Regions from separate parts of the Mus musculus genome. Here region 1 is linked to region 2. A link is a contact called in ENCODE POLR2A ChIA-PET data. All regions are on one chromosome and are shown on one strand. Each heading gives the region's core, a stretch centred on a gene start or an enhancer-like site at or near the end of the contact. The rest is flanking DNA. Distances are from core to core; before and after follow the strand shown. Region 1 holds the start of Prkra (protein kinase, interferon inducible double stranded RNA dependent activator). Region 2 holds the start of Osbpl6 (oxysterol binding protein-like 6).

Region 1 (4,395 bases), core at 1,466-3,965, 240 kb before region 2:
GATTTTATTCTTAAAATGCGTATTGTTAATATAATTAATCCATACAACCCCTGTTAGGTTATTAATGATATAGCCCCATCATGAGTCACTCTCGCACATTTAAACTTACCAGCTGAAATTTCTCGATCTCCCAGGAGAATATCTTTAAGTGTGAAAGGAGTGGATGTGAATTTGCATCTAGGAAACAGAAAACACCGCTTCTTTTTCACCACCAGACTCAGGGGTTGGTACTTGTCAGCTTCGCTGAGGCTTGGGACAGGGACTAATCTCCCTCCATCTCCAACTTGCTTAACGAAGCTCTTGGTAGCAGCAGCAAACATATTAATATCAAGATGTCATCAACTGCGACCCTCAGGCAACGAACCCATTTTTGAAGAAGAGAATCAGACACCAAACTAAGCCTTCCTTGATGTTAAATACAGTTACGCAGGTTAGAACTATAAAGCCCACGCTCACCAAGTAGTTTGCTGGTGTGCAATTCACAACAGCACCTCCCTTCATGAACTCGGGTAATGAATAATAGATGGTAGTGTAAATGATACACTAAAAGCAAGTCTAACTCGGAATGGCAGCCTACAGAACTAAAATATATAGAGAAAACTAATTCAAACTACCAAAGTCCTTGAGGAGACCACAGTTGAAAGGGCTTTCCCCCCAGCAATGAGCCAGTTGGAAGGAGGCTCACAGCAAACGGTGCAAGTGGGCTCTAATCTAACATTAGGCCTGGATATGATCTGCAGTGGCCATCATCCAAGAGGAATTCTTTCACAAGTCCAGCAGGTGAATTTTGGCAGCAGAAAAGTACTTTTTGAAGCTTCACAGTGTACAGATCCTAACACAGGCATGTCTCTCATCCAGATTTTTGTATGCTTGTGAAACTATATGTTTAGTACCACATATCAATTCACAGACTATAGAGAAAAACAATTGGGTGCAGATCTCTATAGGGTCTTGAAGGCTTTTTAGTTACTATTACATTACATATTAAAAACTACTATGGAAGGTTCTAACTCTGAAACTAATAGCTCAGACTACATCAACTGATAAGAGTCCTGCTGAATTTTACCTCCTTTTTGTTGCTCATTGCTATCCAATTACTCTACCTATAAAATAGTTACATAAAGTTTTGGCTTATTTTCAAGGAAATTTTGTGAATCCATTAAATTAAATTCTAGAAACAAACCTATACTGTCTGGCCATAGGTGGTTGATATATTTTGAGTGTCTCTGTGGTTGTTACAATACGATATTCATTAACACATAAGTGTAATAGCATTATTGGATTGTAACCCGTGTATATTATACAGAAATAAAAGCGAGAATAGGCTTAACCTAAGCCCCAGTAGAATTCAATTTGGTTCAATTCCGGATATTTTTTCCTTGCTTCCAAGTGTTTGGGCTCTCATACAACCAAAACAAATTTCCATCACAGAACCAAATACTTTTGTACATCAACCTAAAACTTCCATTAAAAAACAAACAAACAAACAAACAAACAAGCAAACAAAAAAACCTTTTAGGAGTCTCTCAGTAAGAATATTTCTAGAATTCAATTCTAGAGCATTAAGTAAACACAGGAGCCATTGTGCAAATAGTTCACAAATTCTAAGACGCTCTGAAGCGCTAACACACCCACAACATACTCTGTAGGTGGAGCGTTCCAGGTTAACGTCATCACTCTCCATTGCACAGGTCAACCGGAAGAGCAATCCTGGAAACTGGTCTAAATATCCTTGCTATGCACTCCACCTCCAGCATCTCTTTGGGGATCCCACATGTTCCCAAAGCAGAGGTTCTAAACCTGTGGGTTGCAAGTCCCCTGGGGTTGCATTATAGTAGCAAAACTACAGATATGAAGTAGCAAGAAATAATATTATAGTTGGCGAGGGGGAGAAGGGGTTGTCACCACGACATGAGGAACTGAATTAAAGGGTCACAGCATTAGGAAGAATGAAAACCACTATCCTAAGCAGGTCACAAGAGTCCGCCAGACAGCAGCGGGCCCGCCAGACAGCAGCGGGCCCAGGGATCCAGGGCTCTTAAAGCCACTGGCTGCCCCTTAGCTGACGCTCTCGGGTCTCAAGTTTCGGGGCCAAGATCCACAATTTTCTTAGTAATTTACCATTCGAATTTTTAAATCTTTCTTAAAGTAGTCCAACCCTTAATCTTTTTTCCTTGCTCCTCAAACATGCTAGGCTCGTAGCCTACTACTAGCTTTCTCGCTGAGAAGGAAGCCACCTCCCTTTAAGGACAAAGGACTGAGGCTCTCTGCACCACTAAAGGCGGGAGGGGAAACTCGGGGAACCGAAGCGGGGTGCAGGCAGGAGCCGGGAAGAGCCGGGACATGCAATGGAGGCGGGGCCTAGAAGGGTGAGGGGCGGGGCCGGGCGCTCAGAAGCTTTGGAAGCGGAACGGGGGGTGGGGGGAGGCGCCTGCAGAGGCTGGGAAGAGCCCGGACTGGCAGAGAGGGCGGAGCCAGGTCGCAGGAGGGGCGGGGCCGGGCTCTGAGAAGCTCTGGGAACCCAACTAGAGAGCGGGCGGTAGCTGGGAAGGACAGAAACTTGGCAGAGAGGGCGGAGCCCGAGGAACGGGAAAGGGCTGAGCACTGTGGCAAAGTGGAGCAAGAACATCGAGGGGCTGAGCATGGCAGAGAGGGGCGGGGCAGAGAGGCTGGGCAGAGAGGGGGTGTGGCCGGCTCTTCCGCGCCGAGGCCCCGCCTCTCCTTCCTTCTCCTCCTGTCCCTTAGCTGGAGGGAGGCAGGCAGCGATTCGAGGGGCGTCCAAGCGGCAGCGCGGGCACGCTCCTCTCGGGAACTGGCCGACGTGGAGAGGGAGGACCCAGATCCACACTTCTCTTGATTGCTGTGGCCAGCCGTCCCTTCTCGCCATGTCCCATAGCAGGCATCGTGCCGAGGCCCCGCCGCTGCAGCGCGAGGACAGCGGGACCTTCAGGTCAGCGCCGGGCCGTCGAGGCCTCAAGGCCCAAGACGGGTGGGCAGCGGGGCAGGGGCAGGGAGCCGGCTGTCGGGCAGCATTCTGGGTAAAGCTCCCCCCTCTCCCGGCGTGGCGCTGGGCCCGCCCTCCGGGCCCTGGGGGTCTGCTGCGCGCCCCGCCCCTCTAGTGACCCTAGGCAGCTAGCCGATCGGGAGGACTTGATCAGTGTTGAGGCGCAGACCCGGGTGTCTAGCTGCCTAGTCCAAGCCCACCCGATTTCTTTCAGCATCCCTCCCACCGCTCTCAAGTTCTCTGTACAGACCTCTCCACTCTCCTCCATGGGCTGCAGCACCCGGGGACAGGTGCTCGCCCAGGCCTTGCCACTGATCCTGGCCGCTGGGGAGCTGCAGAACCTTTTTGTCACCATTTGTGACTGTCAAAACTGAGAAGTGGATGCTTTTGCTTCCCTTTCAGCTTTGACGTGCAATGCCTACGTTTTTTTCTGGTTTTTGCAGTTTGGGCAAGATGATAACAGCTAAGCCTGGGAAAACACCGATTCAGGTATTGCACGAGTACGGCATGAAGACCAAGAACATTCCAGTTTATGAATGTGAAAGATCCGATGTGCAAGTACACGTGCCCACTTTCACCTTCAGAGTAACCGTTGGTGACATAACTTGCACAGGTCTGTATGCAGTTAATTCCCCATGACCATGTGGATTGGAGGCCCTGATTCTATGTTGCTTTTCAGTAAGGAAAAGCGCCCTTTTAATTAAGATGGCTGTGGGAGTGTACTCTGAAGACAAGAGACTCCAGGATCAACTTCATTTGTTTCGCTCCCTAGTTCTGTCTCGCTAAGATGTAAGGAAGCTCAGACACTCCCAGCATCCTGCACACTTTCCAGTACCTGGGGAGCCGGCTAAAGTTCCTCTTAAGAATTAAAAACTGGAAATATTCTTGGAGCTCCGATAGCCAAGTCCGTGGGTGCTATCGCCTTTCAAAGTTACAAAGTTACCAGCGCAGAGGCTAGTAGCCACGCCGTCAGAATTTTCCGAGTTTCCCTTTTTATGGACACATCTGGAACTTCGGATTCTTGGTACCTACCACGCTTGAGTGTGTGTCCATGAAAAATCAGGGAAACATAGAAGACTCCCATACTGTATTCCTTCAAGCTGCAGCGCACAGTAGCTTCTAGTTCTAAATACTATATAAGTATTTTGTATAAAATTGTTTCCTCTTTTTATTCATGAAGTGGCAACTTTAAAAACCTTTTCATAAGCTACATGCCCAAGGTCACACACCAATGAAGTTTTAAAGTTCAGATTAATGCCTTCTTTTAGTCTAAGCCTGAGAAAATGGTTACCAGAGTTGCCATTTGTAAACGTGGACATTATTTTCCTACATACCTATTTAGCTGAAAGCATAAAAATTGTTAAATAGTTTAATTTGTAAATATACAAAGA
Region 2 (4,513 bases), core at 208-2,707:
CAAAAACTTAAAAGGAGGAAAACAAAGTTGAATAGTTTTAAGATGGAAGATTTAATTTTCCTTTGAAGTATACATTTCTTAAGTCTGTGACATAACTATTAATTAGTATGTATTTTAATATAAGAAAATATGTTCAAAATATTATTTTGTTAGGAGAAATTGCAATCGAATATATGACTTATTAAATCTTGCCGAAGGACTCCAAACTGGAAATTCTTTTTTTAAAAAAGCCTTATAGGACTTTCTGTCCAGAAGCGAGAAACAATTTGGCAACCCGGTGTTCCGTTTAGTTTCAGTCATTTGCTTCATGTCCATTATGTAATGCTTTCCCCAGCTTTTAGGTCTCTAGTTTCACCAACCTTTCAGGTAGATCACAGAATCGTCACAGAATCAGTATCTGGTCATAACTTTTAAAAGCAGCTTAAGACGTGGCTTACGGTGCGTCTGCAAACGGTAGAGGCTTTTAGAAATCTGCGGGTGTCATTCGTTCTCCGCAGCTTCCTCCCCAGGTTTCCCATCCCTCCTCCCCCAGCGTCCCCGGCGACTCGATCTGCGGGCAGCTCCAAGCTCGACGCAGGGGAAGCACGTCCTGACTGCAATGCAAACCCTGTCCCGGTCTGAACCGGAGAAGGGAGCTCGGGCGATGAGCGTGGACGCAGGCTGCAGGGAGGGCTGCAGGGACGCCAGCCGGGGGTAGCAAGGAGTGCTCGCGAGGACAGTCCGCAGTGCACGCGCACAACCAAACCCGATGCACAACTTGCCCGGCCACTGCCCGCGGCTCCCGGATTCCCTGAAAGGTGCAGCGTAGGCGTCAGCTCTCGTAGGCGCGGGCGCTCTCACCCGCACCGGTTCGGTTCTCCGCTGACAATTACATCAGTCCTCCCGGCCCCGACTTCCATTCCCAACCAGTCGGCCCTGGGGTGCGGGCATCGGGGATGAAGAACTGCCGCGGGGGGCGGAGAAGGGGGGCAGAGGGGAATGCGTGTAAAAGGAAGCCGGATTCCCCGGCAGCCGCGGGAAGGGAAGGCGGGCGGTGAGCGGGGACCGTGACACCGGTACCCCCTCCCACTCTGACCGCACCGGGGACCGATTTGGCCATCCTCGCTTCCGCGCTACCCAGCTGGGGTGCCTCTGGAGACAGCGATGCCTTGGGGGCCTGGGGCTGCGGCTGCCCACTCGGGTATCGCCAGGGTCCTCGGCCCTCTGGACGCGCACAATGCCCCCGGGCCGCGCGGCAAGCACCGCGTATCCACCCCGCGGCGGAGAGACACTTACCTGCAGGGCGAGCGGTAGGTCGCGGTGGGAGATGGCCCGTGCTATCTGCCCGGCGCGCAGGCTGGAGGAGGCTCCGGAGGCGCGGAGGACGGGCGCCGCCTGTGCCGAGCTGTGGTCTCCAGCGCGGACAGCGGCGGCCGCGCGGCGCCTCCAGTGGTCCTCCGCGCCGCAGCCCCTCCTCTCCCACGGGCGGGGCGCGCTGGCGGGGCGGCGCTCCGGGCTCCCCGCCCCCGGCTCCGGAACACCCGCCAGCCCCGATCGTTCCCGCGGGCTCCATGGTGTCCCGCTCTGCTCCCACCGCGCCCCCTTCGTGCGGGATCCAGCGCCCATCTGGTCCCTGCCTGGCGTCCACGGGAATCCGTGGGGTACCAAGATCAGTCATCCGAAAGACCCTGCCCGGGAGAGATAGGCCCCCCGCGTGTCCAGTCCTGCAGCGGCGGGAGCGCTGGGCTGGAAAAAAGAGGCCGGGAATGACTGCAGCGCTCCGGCCATGGAGCGGTGGGAGAGGGCTTCACCGGAGAACTGCAGCCTGGTGGCCTCCGCTCTGCGAGACCAAGCCCCTGGCCCTCGGCGCCCTTCGGAGGCCTCATTCAATAAATAAACAATATGTTTAGGCTTTCTGCCCTGCGAACTCTCAGTCCGGGAGAGACACTTGGACTGTGTGGAAGGAAGGACCAATGGCTTTAAAGTCCCTGGCAAAGCCCCGCAGTGTCCACGCAGCTTCCTTACACCCTTCCCACCCAGCAACTTCCATGCTAAAGCTATTCCTGGCATGCGTCCAAGACCAGATTGATCTAAAGGCAAATTTGCACGGAGGGAGGGGGGTACTTTAAATATTTGCACAGACGTTTCTTCTGTAAAGGGATAACTGAAGAATGTCCCTGTATCAAGACGTCTCTGTCATCAACAACTTCAAGGGGACAAATCTAGAGAACTGGGCCAAACAGGGACTCTTGGAGCGCTCTAGCTGTTTTGAATTGGGTGGAGGAAGGGGTTCCTTTAAAATCTGATGATCTGCCGCCTACTGAGATAGTCCTCATGGCATTTCCCAGTTGTCAGTGCTGATACAATGCTGGTGTGCTCTGACATAGCTCTGAGCATTCTTGCCTACATATCATTTCTCTTGAGTCTCCTTCTTACATGTGGGATTAACTTCTTCCATCTTGAATAAGGATCATCTTAAAATAACAAATGCTAGACCTTGTGACACATGGCAGTCTCACCCCAGTTTCCTCCCTGTGGAAACAGTCTCTACAAGGGAGCCATTATGTCGCTCAACTTCACTCTGTTATAGCTCCTTTTCCATCTGGGTCCCAGTGTGGCGGCAACTACTAAAACAGCTTTCACACACAAAAGTAGGCATACGTGAAAAATACCAGACAGTGAAAGGAGACCAGAGAACTCTTAGTCTTTATCTAAAAAAGGTCCTCTCAAAATTTTTCACATAACCCCTATTAGCAGAATCATAAACTACCCAGGGATATAGGAACTACCCAGACCCACACCTCACAATTTATTGTAAGAAAGCATGTATGCTTGCTATTCTCTTCCATAGCATTATTTGGAAGACAGATTTTGTACATCAGAGGGAAACATCTCCTCCTGCCTGTCTTACAGACAAATGGTCTAACGAAGATGTAATGGTGGGTGGATATCTGGGACAAATGGGTGGATTAAAGAGAGCTGGGTGTGTGTATAGAGCTGCATAGCAAAGACAGTTTCACCACTCTGGCTGTGTATCACAATATTTAGAAAACTCACCCTGGCAGAGATGTGTAAGTCGGAGTAACGGGCTTTTCCTTGTTCTCCAGCTATAGCAGTGTTTTTATTGCTCTGAAAAGTGCCAGGGGGGCAGCAGAGTTTTCTTTACATGTATATTCTTGTGAAAGCATAAGTCACAAGTCAGATGTTAGCTAAAAGGATCTCTGCTTCTGTAATCCATCCCTTTTATTTGTCTCAGAGAGGGACTTTTTCTGTGAAGAAAGATAAGGAGGCTCTTAAATGACCAGTGCTATTAATCCTATAATTCCATTACATGCAAATGAACTGAGCCGCATTTGAATAACCATAGTCCCACCATCAATTAATCTGCTCACACGTGCTCACACCTCTGCTTTCATTGCAGGTTTCTATCGGGTGCTATTTTGGCTGAGTTTACTTAAAAGGCTGAAATGCTTGCTAGTGCTTCACTGAAAGATGCAGTCCCAAGGCATCCTGTATGGAGAAGTGGTGAAGGGAAAGGCAAGCTGAGAGACAGACCAGATGTTTGACTAGTGAGTTATCTGGCCCTTCGGAATACACCAGAGAAAGAACTCCCGCAGCTTGTCATCAAAATGTTTGGGCTGGATTGTTCTTCGGACTACTTGGTGATGCTGAGAACTGTACTTCCTTGAATCTCCTTTCCTGTCTGTTCACAAGTCTATATCTGCCAGTAAGGGCAACAGTATAGAGTTGCCTGGTGTGTGAGGAACAAAGTAACAGAGCAGCCCTGTCAGCAGTCCCTCTATAACAGAAGGGTGTATGTGTGTGTGTGTGTGTGTGTGTGTGTGTGTGTGTGTGTGTGTGTCTGTGTGTGTGTGTCTGTGTGTCTGTGTGTCTGTGTGTCTGTGTGTGTGTGTGTGCTTCCCAGTTAGTTTGGACTCCCTTACCTGTGTCAAGGCTGGTCTCCCGTCCTTCCCCTCCCTCTTCAAAACTTCTTCATCTCCTCTAACAAATGCAAAGATGACTCCTTATGACAAATTCCCTATTACAGACGCCCCCATTGGTTCTGAATTCCCAAAGAACCCTGTTTACAAGGACCTGTACCCTGAGCTGGGCTGCCTCCATCTGAGGCAGGACAGGCACACAGGGAGCAGGTGTGGCAAATAGCTGCTGAGAAGCAAAGAGAAGGGGCGGGGCTCTAACTGTTATTGGAAGAATCCTGAGTTTCTCATTTTTAAGTTAAGAGACTTTACACTCTGCAACGGATTTATCAGGGCTAGTAAGAGGTGGGTAAAGAGATTTGCTACCAAGCCCGATGACCTGAATTGTTCCCTGAGACCCACGTAGTAAGAAAAAGACGAATATCTACAAGTTGGTCTCTGATCTACACACCCACACCTGGTGGCCATGCATGCACACAACCCCCGGGGGGAACCCTTTTGGGAAAAAAACCAAATATATGTAATTTTAAAAAGATGTGTTCTCTCTCTCTCTCTGTGTGTATCTCTGTGTGTCTGTGTGTATTTCTCTCTCTCTC

Evidence for each region. ChIA-PET counts read pairs that join two places held with the same protein, here RNA polymerase II (POLR2A).
Region 1: POLR2A ChIA-PET joins it to region 2 with 18 read pairs in Patski. The contact joins the promoter of Prkra here to the promoter of Osbpl6 in region 2. POLR2A ChIA-PET finds 5 or more read pairs at or near these places in 2 of 5 experiments (Patski and embryonic stem cell).

Annotation. Positions count from the first base shown.
Region 1 is chr2:76,646,347-76,650,741 of GRCm38, reverse strand. Prkra (protein kinase, interferon inducible double stranded RNA dependent activator) reads left to right here and starts at 2,715. Exons shown (of 8, transcript NM_011871.3): 1 at 2,715-2,950; 2 at 3,448-3,617. The coding sequence starts at 2,886. It overlaps Pjvk (pejvakin), which reads right to left and starts at 469. Exons shown (of 6, transcript NM_001080711.2): 1 at 110-469. The coding sequence starts at 320.
Region 2 is chr2:76,403,452-76,407,964 of GRCm38, reverse strand. Osbpl6 (oxysterol binding protein-like 6) reads right to left here and starts at 1,457. Exons shown (of 27, transcript NM_001290733.1): 1 at 1,276-1,457.